Regions from separate parts of the Mus musculus genome. Here region 1 is linked to region 2. Evidence: chromatin loops called from intact Hi-C (ENCODE). Cell type or tissue: heart. All regions are shown on one strand. Each heading gives the region's core, and the rest is flanking DNA. Links, peaks and the distances in the headings are about the cores only.

The links. Peaks named below come from ENCODE experiments on the same cell type or tissue, not always from the same donor. Only the 100,000 strongest peaks of a DNase experiment are listed, where the experiment ranks them.
Region 1: it touches region 2 in a loop (2.1-fold over the local background); 6 of 42 quality-filtered maps call a loop at or near these places.

What each region holds. Positions count from the first base shown.
Region 1 is chr4:134,727,569-134,739,962 of GRCm38, forward strand. No RefSeq gene overlaps it. Among named protein-coding and RNA genes, the nearest start is that of Man1c1, 29 kb to the left of the region's middle. In heart, for the core only: a CTCF peak has its summit at 7,551; DNase peaks (open chromatin) are centred at 6,713, 7,273, 7,934 and 8,803; H3K4me3 peaks cover 1,047 bases; H3K27ac peaks cover 1,827 bases.
Region 2 is chr4:134,788,180-134,800,573 of GRCm38, forward strand. No RefSeq gene overlaps it. Among named protein-coding and RNA genes, the nearest start is that of Ldlrap1, 26 kb to the left of the region's middle. In heart, for the core only: CTCF peaks have their summits at 5,182 (motif pointing right), 5,387 and 7,015 (motif pointing left); no DNase peak of the experiment used is centred there.

The DNA of each region.
Region 1 (12,394 bases), core at 4,642-9,641, 59 kb before region 2:
TGCCTCGAGGCCTGCCCCTACCCTGGCCAGCACCAGCACACATTTGGAAGGACCTGGGGCTTCTGCTGGGTCAGGTTTAAAGTTAAGTGTTGCTTTTTTGTCTGGAAATTAGTCAGCGTCAGACTAGGTCAGAGGTCAAACTGAGGGTAAAGGTGACTCATGAGAATTTTCAATCAGCCAAGCTTCAGTTGGGGGTCAGGTTTAGATCACAGAGTATATAGTAAAGGGCTCAGCCTAAAGATGGGGTCAGACCTCAGCCTAGGACTATGAGCTGGGTCACAGTTGGAGCTGAGGACAAGGGCCAGTGCAGGCCAGATTGGGGTCTCAGCCTGGAACCAGGCAGGGATCAGTTCAGCGTGAGCACAGAGACAGAGATCTGACTCTGTATCTAGTTGAGGAGTGTGGGTTCTGCTTTTCCTGTTGAGGCTCCCAGATGCTCAGGCCTGGAGTGTGAGCTGTGTCCAGCATAGAGTGAGGCAGAAGTCCAGCATATACCCTGACAGGTTCTCCACCCCTGCCCTGGTGCTGAACCACAGACACACTAGTAATTCCCTCACCTGGATTACTGTGCACTGTGAAAATACATACACATATAAACACACACACATGCACACACACACACACATGAATGCATATAGACACACACATGCATTCACATATATACACATACTCATATGCAGACACATATACACAAGCACATACATGCCCATGCATGTATATACACGTATGTACACAGATGTACACAAATGCACACATGCACACATGCACACACACATAAACACACACATACAAATATAGCCATACACATGCCCACATACACACACTCACACATATACACATGAGTACATACACTACAAACACATACCATCACACACACACATACATACACACTCTCTCTCATACACACACACAAATATACTGTACACCCCACACATGGGAAGCAGGGATCTAGGCACGAGGCCCCTGGGAAGACTCCAGCACAGCTGCAGGGAACGCCTGCCCAGGTCAGAGTGATGGGTCAGGCAGGACCAGTCTTCAGAAGTCCAGGTCTCTGCAAACTGTCCATGCCACCTAACGATTGTTCCCTGGGAATGACACTACCCAGAGCCCTGAAAAGACAGTGGCCAGGTATAGAGGAAAGAGCTGTGGCTGGAGGTAAGGAGTCTAGGTGTCACTGCCTCACATCTTGTCTCCAAGCCATCTACAAAATGGGAATAAATAAGAAGGGTTAATTTCCTTCTTGACAGAAACATCATGACCGAAAGCAATCTGAGGGGGAAAGGGCCTACGCAGCTCACACTTCCACATCACTGGTCGATGTCATAGAAGTGAGAACAGGAGCTCAAGCAGGGCAGGAACCTGGAGGCACAAGCTATTGCAGAAGCCAAGGACGGGTGCTACTTACTGGCTTGTTTCCCTGGATTGCTCAGCCTGCTTCCTTATAGAACCCAGGACCATCAGCCCAAGAACGGCTTCACCCACCATGGGCTGGGCCCCTCCCCTGTCAATCAGTCATTAAGAAAATGCCCAGCAGGCTTGTCTACAGCCTGATCTATGAGAGCACTTTCCCAAACAAGGTTCCTTCCTCTCAGATGACTCTAACTTGTGTCAGGTTGGCAGAAAACTCACCAGTACAGCAGACAGATGAGGAAACTGTCAGGCAGAGTCGGACCCAGAGCCCCAAAGCAGAAAAACAGTGAGATGGGGATGAAGACCAGGCTCAAAGCCCACAGTTCTCTTGCCAGTCAGACCTTTGTTTCCAAAAATCACTTCTCCACACCCCATGCTGGAGGCTGGTGAAAAGAAGAAATCATGAGGTGGAGCGGGATAAAGATCCCATTTTGGGCCCACTGGGATCCTGGGGCCCAGGGGAGCTGAATAGGTCCAAAGACCAAGCCAACCTGCGCTAGTAAAAATTTGATCCGTGACACAGGATCAAATCCTGGTTTCCATGCACACCTGCTGTGTGATCTCAGGCAAATCACCTCACCTCTCTGAGCAAGATGCAAACCTCCATCTATGGGGGAGACGACCTCTGGCATCATTTCCTCTTGTATCTGTGAGATAAGGGGAAGCAGAGGCGAAGTGGTCTGCAAGCGCTAGTGGGGCTGCCATCACACACACACACACACACACACACACACTCCTTCTCCTCCTGGTTTGCCCTGCAGAAGCCAATCATTCATATTAATTCTGAAGTAATGTTGGGACTACTGGTTGGGATTATGGGATGGGCAGGAGAAGGGGTGTCCCTTTGCTTCTTGAATGGATAATGAGGATCAGAGGCATAGCGGAGTATTTATGCGGATGGGGTGTGGCTCAGTAGTTGAATACATGCAAAGCCCTGGGTTTCATGCCCCGCACAAGAACATTGCTAAGCCATCAGACTGGGGCAGCAGGACGCTCCTTCTAGAGCTCACTGAGAGAGCAACTGACCACCCTCCCTCTCCATTTTCAAAAGACTGGGGACAGGGATTCCTCAGAGATGTGAAACTGAAGATTTTCTGTAGCCAGACTGACTACTCTGTTGGTTCTTCTTTCTTCCATTGTTGAGAAACCTTGTTGCTGTAAAGGTCGTTGTATACCATGACTGGACAGCTCCCCGAGCTCTGCACAAAAAGGAGGACTGCCGTTTTCAGCAGGGCTTCCTCTTCTCTGCCTGACCTTATCTAGGGAGCCTGACCCCCACATCCTCTATCTGAGGAACGTTACTTGGTCTTTGGTTCAACTCCCATTCTCCTGCCCTGCAGGCCTTTGGAATGCCTCTCCATGCAAATGAGGCATTCCCATGCAAATGAGGTGTTCCCAGCTCTGCAAGCCTCAGCCAAAGTTCTTTCAGCTGACACACCCCTTCTCACTTCCCGAGGTCTCTAAGCGCCCTGGAGCTATTACGCACACAGTGTTTCACTGAATGCCTTCTAAGGGACCTCGAAGCTGGATCGACATCCTGAGGTCCTGCTGATCCACCGGTTCCGCCTTCCTCTATCCTTTCCCACCCCATGTGCAGCAGGCACCTGGACAGCCCAGGGTGAGAAGTGAGACCCAGAACCACTTTCCACCTGTCTCTACCCCTTCTCTTCCACCCTTTCAACACACTAACAGGAGACAGGAGAGGATAAAAAGGATAGAGGGGAAAGGGGGTGACGTTATCTTTAAACTACTTCCTGCTGATTAGGAGCATCAAGTTCCTTTAGGCCAGTTTGATTTTCACCCAGCAGAATATCTAATTTCTTCTTCTAGTTCCTTTGCACACAACTACTTAACTAATAGCAACCAGCCAACAGCCCACCCTGCCTCTCAGGGCCCTAGCATTTATAGACCCTCTGAAGTGTCCCCAGAATTCCAAAGGTCACACAATCTCCAAAATTGTCTGTGGCTAGCAAAACCACACCCCTCTTAGAGCACAAGGCTAACTCCTAGTCAGCTGCTGTGGACAGTCTGAAGCAGCCCCATATCCCGTATCTGTGATCAAAATGAAGACATATTCCCATATGTCTGTGTTTTTCAAAAAAATCAAGATTCTCACTAGATTTTCCCACCAGCCAATCCCAGAGGTAAAGGTATCAAGAAAACAAAATGTGGGTCTCCGAAAGACCATGCAGCAGTGAAGAGCACTTCTTTTTTTTTTCCGAGACAGGGTTTCTCTGTGTAGCCCTGGCTGTCCTGGAACTCACTCTGTAGACCAGGCTGGCCTCGAACTCAAAAGTCCACCTGCCTCTGCCTCCCAAGTGCTGGGATTAAAGGTGTATGCCACCATGCCCGGCTGAAGAGCACTTCTTGCAGAGGATCCAGGTTTGATTCCCAGCACCAAAAGGGCAGCTCACAACCATCCGTTACTCCAGTTTCCAGGCACACACATGATGAAGAGACGTATAGGCAAGCAAAAATAGTCATACACATGAAATAAAGTAAATATATCTAAAAATAGATTTTTATAGAAAAAGCAAATACATTTTCCGGGGATACTGTCTGGTATGGGAGGCTGTCCCCTCCCTTGGGCAGCCTCAGAAAAGAGAAGTGTAAGAAGAGAATAGAGAACCATTGTGGTCAAAGGACAACAGCCAGCCTGGGGCCTACCATGTGCTGAGGCTCAGCAGGGGTCACAGAAAGGTGCTGAGCTCATACAGCCTCCCAACACCCACCTAAGAGGACTCCCAGCGCCCGCCCGGGAAGCATGGGGTCTTAACAGCAGGAGCCACAGGCTGGTAGCTGCAGGTAGGAGTGGGGAGGGGGAAGCAGCTAAGGAGTAACATAGGTAAACTGTGGGGGCCAGGATACCAGAGACTCCACACATGTTCTGCAATGAGCTGTCATGCTGACCCTTGCCACAGCAGGGGTCCTGGCTAAACCAGAGAGAGGAGGATGAAGGGGGGAGACATCCACACTGATCCTGGGAGGCATTACATTAAGTGGGAGAGTTACCACAGAGAATATGGTTGCATTTCCATCACAGGCCCAGGGCAGAGGAGCACACAGAAAGCAGGATAGTGTTTAGCTGCTGAAGTGAGTGACACAGACGGAGGATGCTATGGGAGTTTCTAGTGTCTGTGGTGGGGTGAATGCAGTAGGTATCACACATGTGAAGGGGATACCAGGAGACAAAGATCAAGAGAACGGACCAGAAACAATACTTGATGTCATCATTGTGACTTTCTCCCACAGTAATGTGAGAGGCCAAACCTGGAGAAAAGATGAAGGAATGCCAAGCCAAACAGCAGACAACCTCTGTCACATTGATTTCAAACTACAGCAAACCAAAGATGAAGGAAACCATCCCTGAAGTGGCCAAAGAAAACCTGTGCAAACTACTGGGGGGGGGGGCAGTGCGGGAGGGGCACACCTTTAATCCCAGCACTGGAGAGGCAGGTAGATCTCTGAGTTGGAAGCCAGCCTGGACTACAGAGTGAGTTTCAGGACAGCCAGGGCTACACAGAGAAACCCTGTCTCAAGGTTGTCTCAAGCATTCACATTTGTGTGAATTTTTAATGTGATCAAAGAAAAGGCCCCACCAACCAAGAAGTCTGCACCTCATGAACTTGCCCTTAAATATGAAAGATGGGCTGAAGAGAGAGATGCATGATGGGTAAACTGAAGTCCCAAGTCTGAATCCTCAGAACCGATGTAATGCCATGCACAGAAGTGCACCTCTGGGACCCTGGCACCCCTATGGTGAGAGGAGAAAGCCCCAGAGTTTGCAGACCAGCTAGCCTGGGCTACACAGTGCTAAAGGACAAAAAGAATCCCAGTTTCAAACAAGGTAGGAGGAAGACTGACCTCTGACCTCCACTCTCACATCACGTCAGGTGTGCAGCCACACTCACACACACAAATGTGTGCACCATGCACACACATCACACAGGCATATGCACAAAGTGAAGAAATAAGGATTTCTGCAAAAGATAAAAATAGTGGAATTTACTGCCGGTAAACCTGCCTTGCAAGAAGACTAAAGTAAGCTGTTAAAGGAACAGAGACGGTATAGGCTAGAAATGTGTGTCTCCTTAATGTAGTGAGGATTTTGGTTTCCTTATAAAAACCCAGTTATGCTATGTGATTATGTTTTGTTCTGGTCCAGGGGTTGGGGCATGGGGCTGCTTCAGATTGTCCACAGCCGCAATGATTTATCTCATGTTCTAGAAGGGACGTGATTTTTGCCAGCTGCAGATAATTTGCATTTGGCATTCTGGGGACTCTTAAGAGGGTATAAAGTCGAGAGCCTGGGACAGCTGCTGGTCTCTGCTGTTGTGATCCCTACCACTTTTGTTATTGTTGGGTTGCTGGATAGTCTGATGAAGAAGACTCGATTTGCCCCAAAGAATTCGATATCCCTAGTCATCAGGAAGTAATCTAAAAAGACCTGTGTCCCTTTCCCCTGTCACCCTCTTTCTCTCCTACCGAGTGTTGGGGGTTCGAAGGGATTTGGGTGCAGAGGAGTGGTAGACAATGGAACCCAATAACTTAATCCAAAAAAGTGCAGCTGCAGCTTAAAGACCAGCAGAGCGGGCGGAAACGTCAGTGAGCGTGAAACTGAAGCTCATTTTCCTAGCCAGGCTTGTGAGCTCAGCCTCTGAAGAGACTGGCATGGAGCTGCAGAGCAGTGGCTCCCTGGCTAAGTGTTTGCTTCTCTTCCAGAGGACCCTGGTTCAGTTCCCAGCATCCATGTCACGGGATTCAAGGAACTCCCACCCCAGCGGATCTGATGCCCTCTTCCAGACTTTGCAGGTACCCACACTCGCATGGCATGCACATGCATGCGCACACACAAATACGTACACACAAATGAAAATAAAACAATTGGTTTTTTAATGTAAATTAGAGAGGAGAAGTATACAAAATCAAACCATGCACCCCAAATAATAAGGCCAGAAGACCAAGGAAACCCCAGTTAGTGTCTGAGGGAAGAATGAAGGCACCCTCCCTCTGGACAGATAGGGAAACTAAGACCCATGGAGGTTGATGGTGCTGGGACTAGCACCCAGAGCCCAGCTCTATGGCTCAGGCCTGTGGTGAGGCATCTGGATTTTGCTGAGCGCCCCCATCCAGCTGTGCACATCTGTCAGCCTCTGTAGGATGAGACAATAACCAGGAGCAGGGGCCAAGTACTCAAAACCTCCAAGTAGAACAACGCTGGAGCCTCCAAGGGGCGGGGCTGGAGCCTCCAAGGGGCGGGGCTGGAGCCTCCAAGGGGCGGGGCTGGAGCCTCCAAGGGGCGGGCCTGGCAACCGTTTCCTGGGGCTGAGCCTGGGCCAGCAGGGCTACCCCTAGGCACTACATTCCTTTGGTCACACCTCATCCTCCGGTGGAGGGGATGGCCCCCCTGGAGGATTACCTCAGCAAGTCCTAACTCCTCGCTCAACCTCCTTCAGGATAAACCGGTTCCTCCCAGTTCTGCCGGCCCCACCCTTCATGTCTGAACCTAGTGTGCGCCCCATGGCTTCCCTACCCTCTAACCGGGAGGAAGGAGTGCTCAGAATCCTCAGTAGCCAGTGGGAGACCTTTGTACACAGAAGCTCTGGCTATGTAAGAGGAAGCTTCCCTTAACCCTTAGGAGCCTCTAGTGAGAGGGGAGATGGCCTCAGGTTCAGGGACTGACAGTCTGATGGAGGAGACCTTTGCCACCATCAGGAGGCTCTGTGAGCATGCCCAGATGTGGGTTGAGTGCGCACAGCGGCCCCAAGTTTACCGCAGTGGGCTCCAGTACCTCAATTGTGGGCGGTAGCCAGCATCCTCACACTACCACCACACCCTGAGGCAACAGGAAACACATATTCCTGCCACACCCGTGCTTCTAGTGAGAAACTGGCCTGCTGTGGCTTCCACTGTCTCCATAGGGGTCCCCTCTTGCGCTGAAACCCATGCCAAGCAGGCCCACAGTGCTTGATACCGGGCAGGCTCAGCCTGCCTCTGCCGGGCCCTGAAGTTGGTAAGGCTCCAGAAGCCTGGCTTGCAAGGACTCACGGTTACAACATTGTCCTGTTGTCACCATGCCCACCAAGCCTGGAGATAATAACAGACAAAAACACAGAGCCCTTCTCTGATCTACCACAGTGGGGAAGCCAGTAACAGCTCTTGGAATTTTGTTTTGTTTTGTATTTTCGAGACAGGGTTTCTCTGTGTAGCCCTGGCTCTCCTGGGACTCCCTCTGTAGACCAGGCTGGCCTTGAACTCAGAAATCTGCCTGCCTCTGCCTCCCAAGTGCTGGGATTAAAGGTGTGTGCCACCACTGCCAGGCTCAGCTCTTGGAATTTAAGCAGAGACCACCTCTGTGGAAATGATAACACCCGGTTTGCTGGGTTTCTAACTCTTACTATTCAGTCCCCTTTCTTAGCTGGTGAGCAGGAAGGCAGGTCTGTCTTAAGTGGGAACCTGACATTGGTCCCAGCTGGCCAGCTGTGGAAGCACACCTGTCCCTACCTCAGTTTCTCAGGCACCTCCTTCATGTCAGGGACACACAAGTGTCACACAGGGCACAGCTGAAACGACTTGTTGGTGAGCAGTAGCAGTGCCGGGCTGCCCAGCGAGCACCCCTATCCCTTACGGCCACGGTTTCCCATAAGGCACATTGTCCACGCCAGGAGCCACAACCTGTCCTCAACTCCACCTTCCCCTGAGCCAGCTTTTCCCGTAGATCCCATGAGCAACTTGGTGTCTCTTCAGTAATTTCCTTTTGTTTTCCACTAAAAAAGTTGACTTTGGAAGTTGAGGAGATGGAAGAATCAAAGATCTGTCTGGTCTAGTCAGGTCAGAGGGCGGAGAAAGCCCCACAGCACATCCAAGGGAATGTGGATCTAATGGCCCGAAGTGTGGAGTGAGTGTTGAAACAGCTAATTAAATTACATTTACTCCATTAATTAAATGGTGGCCTGTGGCCATCTGGAAGGGAAAAACCACCATCAAGGTCAGAGGCCTGAGGGCAGGGCCCAGTCCATACAGCCCATGGGGACAGGAGGTGTTTGAAGGCAGATTCTGCTTCTGTGACAAAGGGGGAGGGGGGGTGCTGCAGGAGTAGAGGGTGGAGAACAGAGAAGGGAGAGAAGAGAGTGAGAGAGGAGACAGTGAGAGAGAAGAGAGAGAGAGAAGAGAGAAGAGAGAGAGAGAAGAGAGAGAGAGAGTGAGTTAGTTCAAATCCTCAAATCCTAGCTCCAGTCTGTGCCTGGGGCCAAGAAACACTTTATATAACCAGGCTAAAAATTCTCTTGCCTTTTTCTGCCACTGGAGCGGTTTGTGGAAAGCCCAATGTAGAGTTAGATCCCTCTCCGGGGACAAATTCCAGAGGCAGCTGTGCTCAGAGCTTCTCCCTCTTCTGCCGGCTGTACACATGCACACAGCCCCGGGGCAGCCTCGGCTCTTTCTCTTATTTTATGGCCTTGTGCTGTATGGGGTACATTTGGCTGCGAGTAACAGAAACTGTGAGACCCGGAGGGAGGGAGCTGGGCTTCTGGTGCCCCACAAGTCTGCTAGGAGTTTTCTCTCATTTCTGCTGATTTCCAGCTAGGATGGTTTCAAGCAAGTGGCCCTGGAGCCAACTCTCCCTGTTTTAGAACAATTGACTGCCTGCACCCTACACCATTTGGGAGGATGTCCTCTTCTCTATAGCTTGACATAAACTCCGGCGAGCATATTGTTACCAGGCATATCAGTGAATGCTACTCCGCAGGGTCGAGAGGTGATGTGGTGCGGCTCTGGTTTCTTGTTAGAACTGGCTTCCTGATGAGAAGCACGGACCATCCACCACTGTCCAGGCGAGGGGCGGGAGATTCTGCTAACCATGCAACCAGGTCTTCCTCTATAGCTTTGTTGGCTTGGTCTCTGGGATCATCCCTGAAGCCATGCTGTAGACTGTTTCCCCTGAGAAGCCAAAGGTGGTGAACCACAAAAGCCTCTTGGAGGAATAAGCGAAGAAGATGAGCTAAAGGGGACAGCCAGCAGCCACGCTGCCACACCTGCTGGGGTGGCTCCCACACACCTACAACCTCTCCCAGTATCTCCGAGCTTCAGACTTCCAGGCTGGTAACTCTGTGCTTTAGACCGGTGTAACTGACCACTTAAAGAGACATCGCCACACGAATGTCGTAGCTCATGCTCCTGGCCACTGCCCAGCTCTGGCCTACGTGCTATGCAGGCATCAGCTCAGCTTCTCCATGCAAGAGCCGTGTGAGGTGGGTTCCATTGCTACCATCTCCCATAGATGAGGAAAAAGAGGCTCCAAGGGTGACAAAGTCCTCTACTGTGTTCTGCACCCCCCTTTGAAGCAACGCTTCATTTTCCATCACCCTTCCCTACACTTCCCCCAAACCCCCCTCTTGTCTACCTACAACTCAGCGCTCGGGTCTCTGTGTAGTTATCCCTATGTGAACCCCAGCCAGAGCAGGTATCTCACCTCTGGGCGGCAATGGCTCTGTCTCCCACACCATCTGTAAAAACATCTGACTTCTAGTTTGTTCTCTCTGTAAGCGTCTCTTCTCGTCTGTGAACTGTGTCCCTCAGGGACCGGAAATGGGGCCCCATACCACATGCCCACTCCCCTAGCCCAGGGCTTGGCATCTGGTAAAGAAGAGATGAGGCCCAGTCCAGACCACCCCCTCCGCCCTCCACTGACAGCTCCTGAGCTGCAGTGGCCCTACCTGCTACAGATGCTCTGTGCAAGCAGGTTTCCCCCATCCCTCACAGCCCCTGCACCCGCACTTCCCCAGCTGCGTCTGCTGCTTCGCAGGCCCAGCACGGATCTCCTCACCTCCGCTCCCAGCCTCCTTCCTGCTTTACTCTTTTATTAAGATTCTAATTAAATAATTCTAATTAAGTGTAATGAGCTGAATCGACAAACTTCTAGCGATAAAATGGCACTCGGGATGTGCTCTCTCCTGATCTCAGACAATGTCGGTGTAGGGTGAGGGGCTCTGCTGCCGGGGGGGGGGGGGGGGGGGGCTCAGTGGGTGGGTCTGACCACCACCCTCACAAAGACATGGCCAGACACTGGCTCAGCTGAGGCCTCCTCTGGTCCAGCCTCCCTTTTTCTCTCGGCTACAGACAGAAGTCTCTTAGCTCCCTGATACCTACGTGTGAGGGTATGCAGCCTCCTCTACACCACACCAGGCATCCCATGACCCCTGGCACAGAACTGGGGTCTGTTAACCATGCAGGCATCTAAAGAGGAAGGCCCAGTCCTTCTCGGGTTCTTCTCAGTCTGAAGCTTTCACTTTTTAACGGCAGGCTGGCTGGGAGTGAGGAAGACACCAGGCCACAACCAAGAGACTGGCAGATAGTTACAGTTACATCTGGCCTCTTCTTGGACTTCACCCTTTCTTGCCTGGGCGATCCAAGTCACTTCATCTCTCTGAGCTCTAATGGCCACTCTTGATCTAATGTCCCCAGTTAGCTAGGTATCAGGTCTGAGAGGCAGCATCTCAGGCTGCCTGGCCCCTTTCCGCTGAGTGACTTGGGCCAAGTACCTTTACCTCTCTGGTCCTAAGCGGGATGGGAACAGTTCCACGTTAGAGGATGGGGCTGGAAACTGGATGAGGTGACTTGTGGAAAAAGCTGTGCCTGGCACACTCAGACACTCACCTCTACTTCATGCCTAAAGTATGAGGTAGGTTCCCATTCTACAGGGGAGAACACTGAGTCACTGTTTGACTAAGGTTATGGGACAAGGGACAAGAGTAGGCTAGGAACCCAGAACCCTTGGGCTTCTAACTGGTTTTGCCACAGTGCGGATGTCCTGGTTATTCTGTAGATTCACTTAGGATTGGTGGAGCCCAAACCTTCAGTCTTCCCAACTGGGAGGGGAGGGTCCCGCTATGACTGGGAACTGGAGGTATAGGGATTGCCAGTCTCCAGTTTTATGACTCTGCATCTGGGGACCAGAGTTTGGGCCTCTGTTTCAGCTGTCAGATTCCCAAGGGGCTAACCCTCAAGTCCCAAAGTCCGTGTCTGCCAAGGTCCCAGGAGCCCCTACTACAGCCCAGAGAAGACACAAGAGCTGCGGTCGGAAGAGTAGAACATGCCTCTATTAACCATCAGGAGGTAGAGAGAGGCAGGCAGTTCTCTGAGTTCCAGGGCAGCCAAGGCTACACAGTGACGCTGTCTCAAAAGACCAAAGGAAAGAAAGCATAACTCTGGGCACCCCCCCCCCAACAAGAGATGCTCACAGACACAAACATACATGCCTATCTGTGCCCTAACTCACATACATGTGCCCCATTAGGATCCACATAACTATAACACACAGAATCTAGCACTTGCTTTCCTGACCAAAAAATGTCATTTGAGATGCCTATATCAGCTGGGCGGTGGTGGCACACACCTTTAATCCTAGCACTTTGGAGGCAGAGGCAGGCAGATTTCTGAGTTTGAGGTGAGCCTGGTCTACAAAGTGAGTTCCAGGATAGCCAGGGCTATACAGAGAAACAACAAAAAAAAAAAAAAAACAAAAAAACAAAACAAAAAAAAAAACAAAAAAAAAAAAAAAAGAGAGAGAGAGAGAGAGATCCCTATATCAGAGCCTCTCAAGCAGGCTGTTAGGGCTGAAGACCATAGGGCCTCCAGATTGCAGGACACACCTTGACTTTTCTCAGACCCCACAGACTAGAGAGCGACACCAAGACAAACGCCTTGTCATGTGCCCGACTTTCTTCTGGATTGAACAGCTGGGAAACCAGAGAAACTGTGACACCTGTCACTTTACCCTCTCCACCTCCCAACCCACTCCCACTCTATCTGATGTCTCCTCCCCCTCCCATCTAGTTAGCAGCTCTCTTCTCCCCTGTAGAGTCTTGCTTCCCCCACCCCCACCTCCCTCCCTCTGCTGCCTTCAGTGAAGACACCATAGTGCCTGTTTGCAAGCAGAGTCTATAGCCCCATCCCCTCATAGGACGCAAACTCCATGTGTGGATTG
Region 2 (12,394 bases), core at 3,004-8,003:
GGAGGTGTGCTTTGTATGTGTGCAGCTGTCCTCAAGGCCAGAAGAGGACACTGCATCTCCTAGAACCAGAGTTAAAGGTGGCTGTGAGCCACCAGGAACTGAACCTGGGTCGTCTTGCAAGAATGGTAAGCATTCCAGCTCCTAGTGTGCGTGTTTAAGCACGAAGATTTTTTTTAAAAAATATTTTATTTTTATCTGTAAATTGCTGTGGTAGAGAGGCCCATGGACAGTGTTTGGAGGCCAGAAAAGGACATGGGTCTCTCTCTCTCTCTCTCTCTTTCTCTCCCTTTCTCTCTCTGTCATTTTCCACCTTAGTCTCTCTCTTTTTTTTTTGTTTTTTGTTTTTTTGTTTTTTTGTTTTTTTTGAGACAGGGTTTCTCTGTATAGCCCTGGCTGTCCTGGAACTCACTCTGTAGATCTGTAGACCAGGCTGGCCTTGAACTCAGAAATCCGCCTGCCTCTGCCTCCCGAGTGCTGGGATTAAAGGCATGTGCCACCACGCCCGGCCCACCTTAGTCTCTAGAGACAGTCTCTTCCTGAAGCTGGAAGAGGCCATTCCTTGCTAGGCTGGCCATCCAGTGAACCTCCATGACCCCATCTGCCCCACCCTCCCCGAGGTTAAGATGTATGGAGACACACACTGGGCTTTTTTTTTTTTTTTTTTTTTTTTTTTTTTTTTTTTTTGGTGTTTTGTTTATTTTTTCGAGACAGGGTTTCTCTGTGTAGCACTGGCTGTTCTGGAACTCACTCTGTAGACCAGGTTAGCCCAGAACTCAGAGATCTGCCTACCTGTGCCTCCTGAATTCTGGAATTAAAGGCCTGGGTCTCTGCCACCCCCAACCGGCTTGTTACATGGATCCTGGGACCTGAACTCAGGTCTGCATGTTTAAATGACTACAGCTCTTACCCACTTAGCCACCTTCCCCTCTCAGAGCACCTTCCTGTTTTAAGTACTTAATTCATTGGCTTTTAGTATATTTACAATATTGTAAATGATCACCCCCCATGTCTCAGTTAGGGTTTTACTGCTGTGAAGAGACACCATGATCAAGGCAAATCTTATAAAGGACAACATTTAATTAGGGCTGGCTTAAAGGTTCAGAGGTTCAGTCCATTACCATCATGGCAGGAAGCATGGCAGTGTCCAGACAGACATGGTGCTGGAGGAGCCAGAGTTCTACCTCCAGATCTGCAGGCAGCATCAGGAGACTGCACGTCATAGTGGGTTTAGCTTGAACATATATGACTTCAAAGCCCTCCTACTCAGTGACACACCTACTCCAGGAAGACCACACCTTCTAACCATGCCACTCTCTGGGGCCAAACTTTCAAGCACACAAGTCTATAGGGACAATTCCTATTCAAACCACCATACCCCATTACTCCCTGTGCCCCAGATAGAAGTCTAAAGCTCTTTGGCAGTCCTTCCGAGTTCCATCCTCCTGTCATCTGTTGGCAACCATCCGTGTATGTTCTATGTCTGTGGATTTACCCGTACTGGACAGCTCAGGTAAAGAGAGTGACGTACTACATGGCCTATTGTGACTGGCTTTCTTTCTTGGTATGATTTATCTGTGTGGTAGTGTGCTCCAGTCATTTTCCTAGGTTGATAATGTCCCACTGCAGAGACAGACCGTTCTGTTGCGGTTCACTGTCCATTTTATCATGGACTCTTTTTTTTCATTGTTTCTAGCAGAGTGGAGCCCCAGAGTAGCTTTGTAGCCACACTGTAGCTTGCTCACTAGTGCGCCCCCTAATGCTTTTTCCCTTCCTTGTCTCACTTCCCTCTTGCTCTTGCTCGGAACTGGCTTCCAGAGATCCAGACATCACAGAAGTGCACAAAAAGCTACAAAATGAGGCCGTGTCTGCTCCTGACCCAGTTGCTGCAGCAAGCCAGGATGCAGGCATCAGTGTTATCTACCCATCTTACAGATGGAAAGACTGAAGCTCCAAGGAGCACAGGCAAAGGCAAAGAGCAGAGTTCCTATATACTGAGCGTTCAGTTAAGGGTCCCCCTGGGCTCCTAGAAGGTCTAGTGTCCTGGGAGGGTCGCCTCTGTGCCTGTGTCACCTTTCCAGCTAGCCAGGCTAACTCCAGCCCTTGGCAGACGTAGGACCAAAGCAAAGGGCTGCCAAGGACAATGGCTGGCTATTAACTCTATCCATCACTTGGCAGACCTGGCCTCATTCTGTCTCAGACAGGCCTGGCCTGCCTGGGGTTGGCAGTGGGCTGTGTGGGGTGGAGTGCTGACCCAGCAGGAAAGGTGGTGGGAGCTTTAGGGGATCAGGGGGAGCTATGTGATTCTGTGGCCCTACTGTGAGAGGGCAACCAGGGCCACAGGGCAGTGGGTGGAAGAGTTGAGGCTGGGGCAGCAGCCTGCTTCCATCTCTGTTCCTAGTTCCTCATAACTACCTGCACCATGGGCACCCAGACCCACCACATCCAGGTTCCTCTGCCCCGGGGCACGGGGTCAGGGACAGTGCAGAGGTTAGGACATTAAATGGGTGTCACAAGTGTGCTGCTGGTGCCCATTCGCTGTGGTTGTTGCCATGGTTCTGGGGCTGATATAGCCCCGTGTGCTCGTCCACTGAGTTACACCGGCCTTCCTTTTCACTCTTTACCTTTAAATTTCAATTACTTATATATTTTTTGAGATTGTTCACACGTAGCCCAGGCTAGCCTTGAACTCATTATCTACTTTTACATTTCAATTACTTATATATTTTTTGAGATTGTTCACATGTAGCCCAGGCTAGCCTTGAACTCATTATCTAGTCAAGGATGACTTTGAACTTCTGGTCTACCTGGGGATGATTTTCAGTGTACATAGAGGGAGAAGGCAGGTAGTGGAGTCATCCAGGCTGAACATGGCTGGCTGGCACACTGAACCAGACCATGAGCAGAGGGAGGAGGAGGGGCAAGAGAAGAGCTGCAGACCAAGAGGCCAAAGACAGTCCACCAGGTGGGGCTGCCTGGCCACTTTAGACTTTTTGTTTTGAGCCATGGTCTGAGGTGTCCAGATTCTATAGCCCAGAAAAGCCTCCAACTAGAAATTCTCCTGCTTCAGCCTTCCAAACAGAGGGGTTTGCAACGCCAGGCCCAGCTCAATGGTATCCTTTACTATGCTGGCCGCAAAGGCCCATTTCCTACTTCAGGAGAGAGGATGAGCGAGGGGACAGACCCAGATGGGAACCCCATGCTGCCAAGTTCCTTGGCCTGGCTGACTAGTTTTGTCACCTCTCTGGTCCTTGAAGAAATACTCTTGGGTGAGGCTCTCCTAGAGGCCCAGAGAGGGCAAGAAAGCAGTCAGGAGCTGCAGAGCAAGACGGTGCCTAGGCTGGTACTAGAAGCCAGTGAATTTCTGCCCAGGCCTTGTTTCAGAGTCCCCAAGGCCTTCCAGCTCCACTCTGGTCCCACCCTGTACCCACCTGATCCCTTCTTTCCGGAAGATTCCACGCCCCAGTGGCAGCTATCACGGAGAGGCACTGAGGCCTCCTTCCTTCTCTTCCTCCAGAAGGTGATAGACTGGACAATGCAATTGAAAATTTTGGTCACATTGCAACGTCTGGGTTACCATGGTGACCTCACTTGAAATTTGCTTCACTGGGGAAGATAGTGATAGCAGAGTATTCACTGCTGGTGGCCCACAGCCACCGTGGGGTGCCCCATGGACTCTCATCACGGACGAAGCAGCTCCTTCAAATGTCTCCAAGGATGCAGGGGAGGGAGACGATTGGCCTGCTCAGCCCTGCACCCTGCAGCCACTGTCGGGAGAGGCACTCTCTGTCCCCTTTTAGAGGTGAACAAGTCAAGGCTCAAATGAGTGTGTGACTTATCCCAGGGCCACCCAGGATCCTGGCCCCAGCAGTAACTGAAAGGCTGGTGTTCCAGGTTTCAGGGCATCTTTGGTGGCTGCCAAGGTTGGGGACACCCAGCTACAGGGCTTCTCTTCCCTTCCCTGGTGAGTTATTCCCATGGGGGGGGGGGGCGCTGCTCTGTAAATGCCAGGCTAGTGGGTAGCTTTCACTTAGTCCTTAGTCCTTTGGGTTGGGAGCAGGGAGGGGATCCAAAGGCAGATGTGAGGGGACTCCAGGTAGAGCACAGCCTCTGCTTTTCAGACAGAGGGCCTTTTAGAGTAAAGTCCCTCATGGTGTTTGCCTCTGGTACTCCCTGCCAGGGTTTCATGCACCACCCCACCTAGTCTTATAGAAAGAGAGATGTGGTTTGATTGAGAAAGTCCCCATGGGCTTGGGGAAGGATTAGGAGGTGTGGCTTTGTGGGAATTGGGGTGTCACCAGGTGTTTACAGGTTCAAAAGTCCAAGTCAGGACCAGTGCCCTGCCCCGCAACCTGCTGCTTGTGGATTGGGATGTAAAGCGCTTAGCTAGTTCACAGCACCATGCCTGCCTTCATGCCACCATACCCACCACCATGGTGATCAGGGACTAGTCCTATAAACCATAAGCAAGCCCCAAATTAAGGGGTCTCTCTTGTGTGGGTTTTTTTTTTCCAAGACAGGGTTTCTCTGTGTAGCCCTGGCTGTCCTGGAACTCACTTTGTAGACCAGGCTGGCCTCAAACTCAGAAATCTGCCTGCCAAGTGCTGGGATTAAAGGTGTGCACTACCACTGCCCGGCTAGGTGCTCTCTTATAAGAGTTGTCTTGGTCACGGTGTCCCAATAGAATGCTAAGACAGACACGTAATAGAATGAACAAGAGAGCTCTCTCTAGACCAGGCCTTGCTCTGGTGCACAGCTGGAGTGGGCTGGGACTCTCCGCTGGAGGACAAGACCAGGAGGAAGAACCAGGATGGGTTCCTGTCTAGAAAATAGAGACTGTGGCTCAGAAACAAAGAAAGCAGCCGGGTGTGGTGGTGCACGACTTTAATCCCAGCACTCGGGAGGCAGAGGCAGGTGAATTTCTGAGTTCGAGGCCAGCCTGGTCTACAGAGTGAGTTCCAGGATAGCCAGGGCTACACAGAGAAACCCTGACTCAAAACAAACAAACAAACAAACAAACAACAAAGAAAGCAGCTGTGAACTTGGGAGCTCAACTAGGGAAGTGGACTTCAGCAACGGGTGAAGGTCTGGCTCTGATACCTCTAGTTGCATCCAAAAAAACGGGGCTTTGTGATATTCATGCATCCCGATTCAAATCAAACCTGTGACTTTAGTATGCTGCCACCAGGTGGCGGTATAACATGGCCACTCAGATTGAACTTGATTAAAAAGAAAAAATTCACTTAGTTTTCAAGACAAAGTCTTTAAAGACTTTCTGGCTGGGGAGATGGCCCAATGGGTGACATGACCGCTGTACATGAAGTTTGTCCCCCAGAGCCAAATAGGGTGGTGTGCTTCTAGAATCCCGGAGTTTCTACAGAGAATTGGGAAGCAGAAGACTCCAGATGTTAATGGGCCATCTAGCCTGGTATACACAGAAGATTCTCCTCTGACCTCCCCGGGTACACTGTGACATAGGCATACCCAGAGTCACATACACGATTTTAAAAGATTATTTGATGTCTCTCTGGTGTGTGATAGGGGTGGGGAGTAACATGTAGTATCTGCATTGGCCAGAAGAAGGCGTACAATCCCTTTGAGCTGGAGAGACAAGTGGTTGGGAGCTGCCCAGAGTCGATGTTGAGACCTGAATTCAGGTCCTCTGTAAGAACAGCCACTGTTCCTAACCACTGAGCCACCTTTCCAGCTCTACACTGAAATGTGTTGTTGTTTTTTAAAATTATAGCTATATAAATCTTATTGTTTAATTTTTAAAGATTTTAAAGTTTTAAATGTATGAGTGTTTTGCCTGCATGTATATATGTCTATATACCAAGTGCATGTCTGGTACCCATGGAGACCAAAAGAGGGTCCCAGATCTGCTGGACTGGAGTTAGAAACAGCTGCAAGCTGCCACCCTGTAGTTGCCTCCCAAGATGCTGGGAATCAAACTCAGGTCTTCTGCAATAGCTGCGAATCAGGATATTTTAAAGTAAGTCACCCATGATACACATGCTCCATTCTTCCCTGACGACCCATTGTTTTTTTAAAAGATTTATTTTGGGGCTGGTGAAATGGCTCAGTGGGTAAGAGCACCCGACTGCTCTTCCGAAGGTCCGAAGTTCAAATCCCAGCAACCACATGGTGGCTCACAACCATCTGTAACATGATCTGACTCCCTCTTCTGGAGTGTCTGAAGACACTACAGTGTACTTACATATAATAAATAAATAAATCTTCAAAAAAAAAAAAGATTTATTTTATTGGGGAGGGGCTGGGCTGGAGAGATGGCTCAGTGGTTAAGAGCACTGGCTGCTCTTTTGGAGTACCCAGGTTCAATTCCTATCGCTCACAGAGGGACACACAACTGTCTGTAACTCAGCTCCAGAGGACCTGGTGCCCTCTTCTGGCCTTCATGAGCACCAGACACACACGTGGTCCACAGACACACATGCAGACAAAATACCATACACATAAAATAAAAATAATGAAAGTGGGTTTATTTATTTATTTATTTTAATTTTATGGTTTTGGTTTTTCAAGACAGGGTTTCTCTGTGTAGCTCTGGCTGTCCTGGAACTCACTTTGTAGACCAGGCTGGCCTCAAACTCAGAAATCTGCCTGCCTCTGCCTCCCAAGTGTTGGGATTAAAGGCATGTGCCACCATGCCTGGTAAAAGTGAGTTTTTTTTTTTTAAAGGATTTATTTATCCTGTGTATATGAGTACACTGTAGCTGTCTTCAGACACACCAGAAGAGGGCATCAAATCCCATTACAGATGGTTGTGAGCCACCATGTGGTTGCTGGGAATTGAACTCAGGACCTCTGGAAGAGCAGCCAATGCTCTTAACCACTGAGCCATCTCACCAACCCCAATAAAAGTTTTTTTAAGAGTGAAAAATATGGGTTGGAGAGATGGCTCAGCATTTGAGAGCACTGTCTGCTCTTCCAGGGCTCCTGAGTTCAATTATCAGCAACCACATGGTGGCTCACAACCATCTATAATGGGATCTGATGCCCTCTTCTGGCATGCAGGTGTACATGCAGATAGAGCACTCATACATAATTTTTTTTTTAAAAAGTGAAAAATATTTACCTCATTATGTGTGTGTGTGTGTGTGTGTGTGCTGTGTGTGTGTGTGTGTGTGTGCTGTGCTGTGTATGTGTGTGTGTGTGCTGTACTGTGCTGTGTAGGTGTGTGTGTGTGCTGTGCTGTGCTGTGTAGGTGTGTGTGTGTGTGTGCTGTTCTCTGTGTGTGTGTGCTGTGTGTGTGTGTGCTGTGTGTGTATGTGTGTGCTATGTGTGTGTGTGTGCTGTGCTGTGTATGTGTGTGTGTGCTGTGCTCTGTGTGTGTGTGTGTTCTGTGTGTGTATGTGTGTGCTGTGTGTGTGTGTGTGCTGTGCTGTGCTGTGCTCTGTGTGTGTGTGTGCTGTGTGTGTGTGTATGTGTGTGTGTGTGTGCTGTGCTGTGTGTGTGTGCTGTGTATGTGTGTGTGTGTGTGTGTGTGTGCTGTGTGTGTGTGTGTGTGTGCTGTGTGTGTGTATGTGTGTGTGTGTGTGCTGTGCTGTGTGTGTGCTGTGCTGTGTATGTGTGTGTGTGTATGTGTGTGCTATGTGTCTGTGTGTGCTGTGCTGTGCTGTGCTCTGTGTGTGTGTGTGTGCTGTGTGTGTATGTGTGTGCTATGTGTGTGTGTGTGCTGTGTCTGTGTGCTGTGCTGTGTATGTGACAGTGCCCATGGAAGCCAGAAGAGAGCAACAGAGCCCCTGCAGTGGAGTCACAGAGGCTGAGAATGAGCCTTGGGTCCCCTGGAAGGGCAACCAGTGCTCTAACCACTGGGCCATCTCTCCAGCCCACAACTTGAGGTAACATCTGTCTTCCTCTTCCTGAGCATGGTCAATACCTGGTAACTCATCTTTGCTGACAACCTGGCAGGCAGCATCTGCCCCTCACTTCGTTACAGGAGCTGGGGAGGTAGCTCCTGCCACTTTCTTCCCCATCCCTCCCACCGGACACGGCCTCTGCACAGCGGGCTTTATGCCTGTGGGGAACCATTAGCACATATTAGCACATATGTAAGCACATATGTAAGCACATATGTAAGCACATATTAGCACATATGTAAGAGTGGTCTGCTCTTGTTGCAGCTAAGGATTGAAGCAGCGCTCACACATGCTAGGCAAATGCTCTGCCACTGGGCTTAGATCCCCAGCTCCCTTCCCTTTTTAATCTGAGTCACCTGCCCCCTCTAAGTTGCCTGGGCTGCCTGAGAACTCACTTCTGTAGCCCACTGGGGCCTTGAGATGGCATCTCCCGCCCCCCCACCCCCAGCCTCTGAGTAGCTGGGATCATGAACCCCCACCCCACCCCCAGCCTGCCTGGGAGAGGTCCTCTTTTTTTTTTGTAAAAGCTCCTAGTCTCTGTATGCTTTAGACTGTCCCCTCCAGGAAACTGAAGTGTTTGGGTGTCCCCCCTCCCCCCAACTGTCTGACACGTGGTAAGTTCAGGAGGAAAACATCTCAGATGTGGTAACTGGTTAGAGCAGTCTCCCTCTATGCTGTCCTGAGAAAAGGGCGTGGCTCCAGAGTTAATCACTTGCTGAACGCGCCTCCCAGTGCCATCACTTGGGGGCTGGGATGTCAACATAGGAACTAGGCAGAGACATGCATATTTGGACCTTGGCAAGGTCCTGAATCTCCTTCCTAGGTTCCTGATCTCTAGCCTGGAGTTCGGCCACAGGGGACCTGAGCAGGCACTTTCTCTGTGTAAGTCCTTTTGGCTGTAGTAACAAGCAGCCCTAGATTTTCCTGACTGACACAGGAAGACAGTCCTGTGTCACCACCAGACCTGAGGGCTGGCTTTGACTTCCCCCAGCTGTCCCTCTTCTTAACCAGGACAACTGTTCTTGTAGAAAGCAGGAGGCTGAGTTCCAGATATATTTGACACTTCTGCTCTTGGCCACAACTTAGTACAGGCCACAGCAAGGAGGGACGGAGTTATTATCCCTGCCTGATGGTGAGGGAGCCCGTGGTCCCTGTGGGGAGCCATGCCCATCCACCTGGGCCTCAGAGGCAGCTCTGACTCTCACCAGCCCAGAACACACAGACTCATGGCAGGGGCAGCTCCTGCCAGCCAACTGCCCTGCTGGCTGGCTGCTTTCTCTCTCTGGCTGGCTTCCTCACCTTTCCTGACAGCACAGTGCTTGCTCTGCCTCTGTCCCCTTTGAGCTTCTCCTGGCCACAGATCCTATGGTTTATTATCGGAAAACCTGAGATAAAGCCAGTTATGGTGGTGCATGCCTGTGGTCCCAGCTATGTCAGAAGCTTGAGGCCAGAGGACCACTTGAACCCAGGAATTTGAGGCCAGCTTGGGCAAGACAGCAAAGGAGAGCAAGCCTCAGTCGATGAAGCCTACAAATCACCAATGCAGGTGATGTTCACGGACCTTCTTGGGCTAGGTGACATTGGTAAACATCACTGTAAGAGATGTGACTGAGAGAAATGGAGGCTGGGGCCTAGAGAGAAGCTCAGTGACTGGGGGAAGTGAGAGACCGAGTCTAGCTCCAACTTCTCCAGCTCCAGCCACCAGAATTTATTTCCTCTGAGGCCCCAAGTCACCGGGACAGAAGGTCGCTCTCAAGCCCTGTCCTCTAGTCCGTTTTCCAACCCTGCTGCCAAAAACCACACAGCTCAATTCAGCCCAGATGTCAGGTTGGTAGAAAAGGGCATGATACCAGGCCCTAGGTAATCCACCAAGCAGGCAGAGTGGGAGCCACGGCCCCGCCTCTCCCAGGGCCTGCAGGGAGTACAGAAGTGGGCTGGGTATGCAGGTGTTTGAACAGACACTCCAAATCCTTGGCCAGGTATGGTCCAAGAGCCCACAGTAGCAGCACTCAGAGGCAGAAGGGATGGGGATTGTGGCTAGCCTGCTCTACACAGAGACACAGTTTCAAAAACAAATGTATCAGGCATGGGAGCTCAAGCCTGTCTGTCATCCCAGCTGTTGAGATGCCAAAGCGGTGGGTAACAGAGTTCAAGGCCAGCCTGGACGCTACATAGCAAGATACTATCTCTAAATGGATTACAGATAGATAGACAGACAGATGATAATCAATAGATAAATACATAGTTGACAGATAAATGATAGATGATTGATAGAACTTGCTCTCTCTCTCTCTCTCTCTCTCTCTCTCTCTCTCTCATTTCAAGGCAGGGTTTCTCTGTGTAGCCCCAGCTGTCGTGGAACCTGCTCTGTCAACCAGGCTGTCCTCGAACTCACAGAGCTCTGCCTACCTCTGCCTTCCAAGTGCTGAGATTAAAGGCACTTGCCACCATCACCCGCATCACCTGGCTCTCCCAATTTTAAATGTCTGAGATTCTATGCAACTCAAACAGTATGTCCACAGCCACGGGAGCAGAGGGGGGCACCTCTGAGGTTAAATACCTTGGCCTACTCCCCGCCACTCGGCTGTGGATGTTCCTAGCATTTCAGAACAGCCATGTGTGAACGAGTGGATCACTGTCCTTGGGCAGTCTGAACCCAAACACTCTGAACTCCAACTCTGGGGACAGTGCACTGCTGAGGTGACAAGACAAACCCTCAGCTACCTTGAGCACTCGGACGACTGTGACCCCACTAACTTTCTCCCTCAGGCAGACACCCCAGGAGAACTAACAGCTGGGGGTAAGTGCTAGAGGGACTTCCCTTAGGCTGCATAGCTCCTTTCTGAGTCGTTCTCCCCCTCCCTCTTCTTCCTTCTCCTCCCTCTTCTCCCTTCTCCTCCCTCTTCTCCCTTCTCCTCCCTCTCCTCCCTTCTCCTCCCTCTCCTCCCTCTTCCCCTCCTCCTATTATTGTGCATGTGACCAAAAGTGCAAAGGCGCCAAGGCAGGCATGGTGGTCAGAGGTCAATGCTCCGTAGTCAGTTTTCTGCTTCTGTCATGGAATTTGGGGATCAAGGTCAGGTCCTGAAGGCTTACATAGCAAGCACTTTCACCCCCTGAATCATTTCACCACTCTCCTTCCTTCTTTTCTTCCCTTGATTTGTCTTTCAATTACATTTAAACTGTTTTAAAATTCATTTATTATGAAAGTAATCAGGTTTACTGTTGGAAATTTGGGGATATATACCAGTGGGAGGGAAGCCAGGGAAGCCTTCCTCACTAGTAAGCTGCATCTATCCAGTACCTGGCCACTCAGCACCCCTAGGAGGTGACTTGGTGTTTGTCAGTGACAGACTCTGTAGCAAAGTCTTTAGGGAAGAGCCTCCCATGCCCAGCTGAGCTGGCGGGTGGGGAGTAGCCAGGGCTGAGATAGCCTGCGCCCTCTGCTGGCAGCTGGTGGACATGGCTTCAGGCAGCGGTTCAGGTCAGTGGCTCTCAGAGGTTCTCAGATTCAGTTGGGGCTGGAGAGGGGAACCGAAGGACTAGTGCAGGTTTAGGGTCCAGCCATGGTGTCACAGGTAAAGAGCCTGTAGCCAAACCTGGTACCTACAGGAGCCCACTCTGACATCTACACATCTGCTGTGACTCACCTCCTTCAGCCCCATCCCAGGAAATAAACGTGAAAGGAAATAAAACGTAACTACAGGTTTCAGGTCAAACTCACTAAAGGTCCTGCCACCCTCAGTTCCACATCCCCGTTATCTCCACTGTATCCAGACTGCACTGCTAAGAACGAGGACAGAGCAGCTTCCAGAAGATGCTCATCTTTTTTTTTTTAATTTAATTTTATTTTTTTAAATTATTTTTGACAATGCTCATCTTGACTTCTTGCACAGGTAAGCCTTAGATGCTTTCGAGAAGTACTACAGAGAGCAACTCCAGGCTCTAGAGAGCCCAGCCCAAGGAGGACTGAGCTTGAACAGCGAGCAAGGGCAGAGGAGCTGAGACGGGAGAAGGCAGAGCTGTTCAGAGCCAGCCAAGGAAGGAAGGAGGCAAGAAGAGCATGGTACCCTTGGGAGAACTAAGATTGTTGGACTGTGTCAGCCAGAATCCTTCCTGGAGGAAGGACCAGAAAAAGCCTAACTTGTTCTCCGAGCACCGGGCTGTTGAAGGAATCTTCGCGCCTTGCTAAAACAAGCAGACACTTGTGGGGGAAATCTGACAAGAAACACAGGAAAGCAGACAGGCAGATGGGAGACATGGTGAATAGGCTCCTTCTGCTCTCTGCCTGTCCTGGAGGCAGTCTGTTTAGACTCGTCTAAAACCCTGCAGTATGGCACTGTTTCAAGATGCTCCAATAGGACGACACACACACTTCAGGTCCCTCGCTTGGGCGTTTACCTGCCCTGGGTCCCTGGGTGATGATGCTGACCTGCTTTGATCAGCCATTGCTGGGCAGCAAAGGAGACTCCATCCTCCTAGCCTGGGCTTCCAGCTGGAGGGAGGGAGGGAGGGGACAG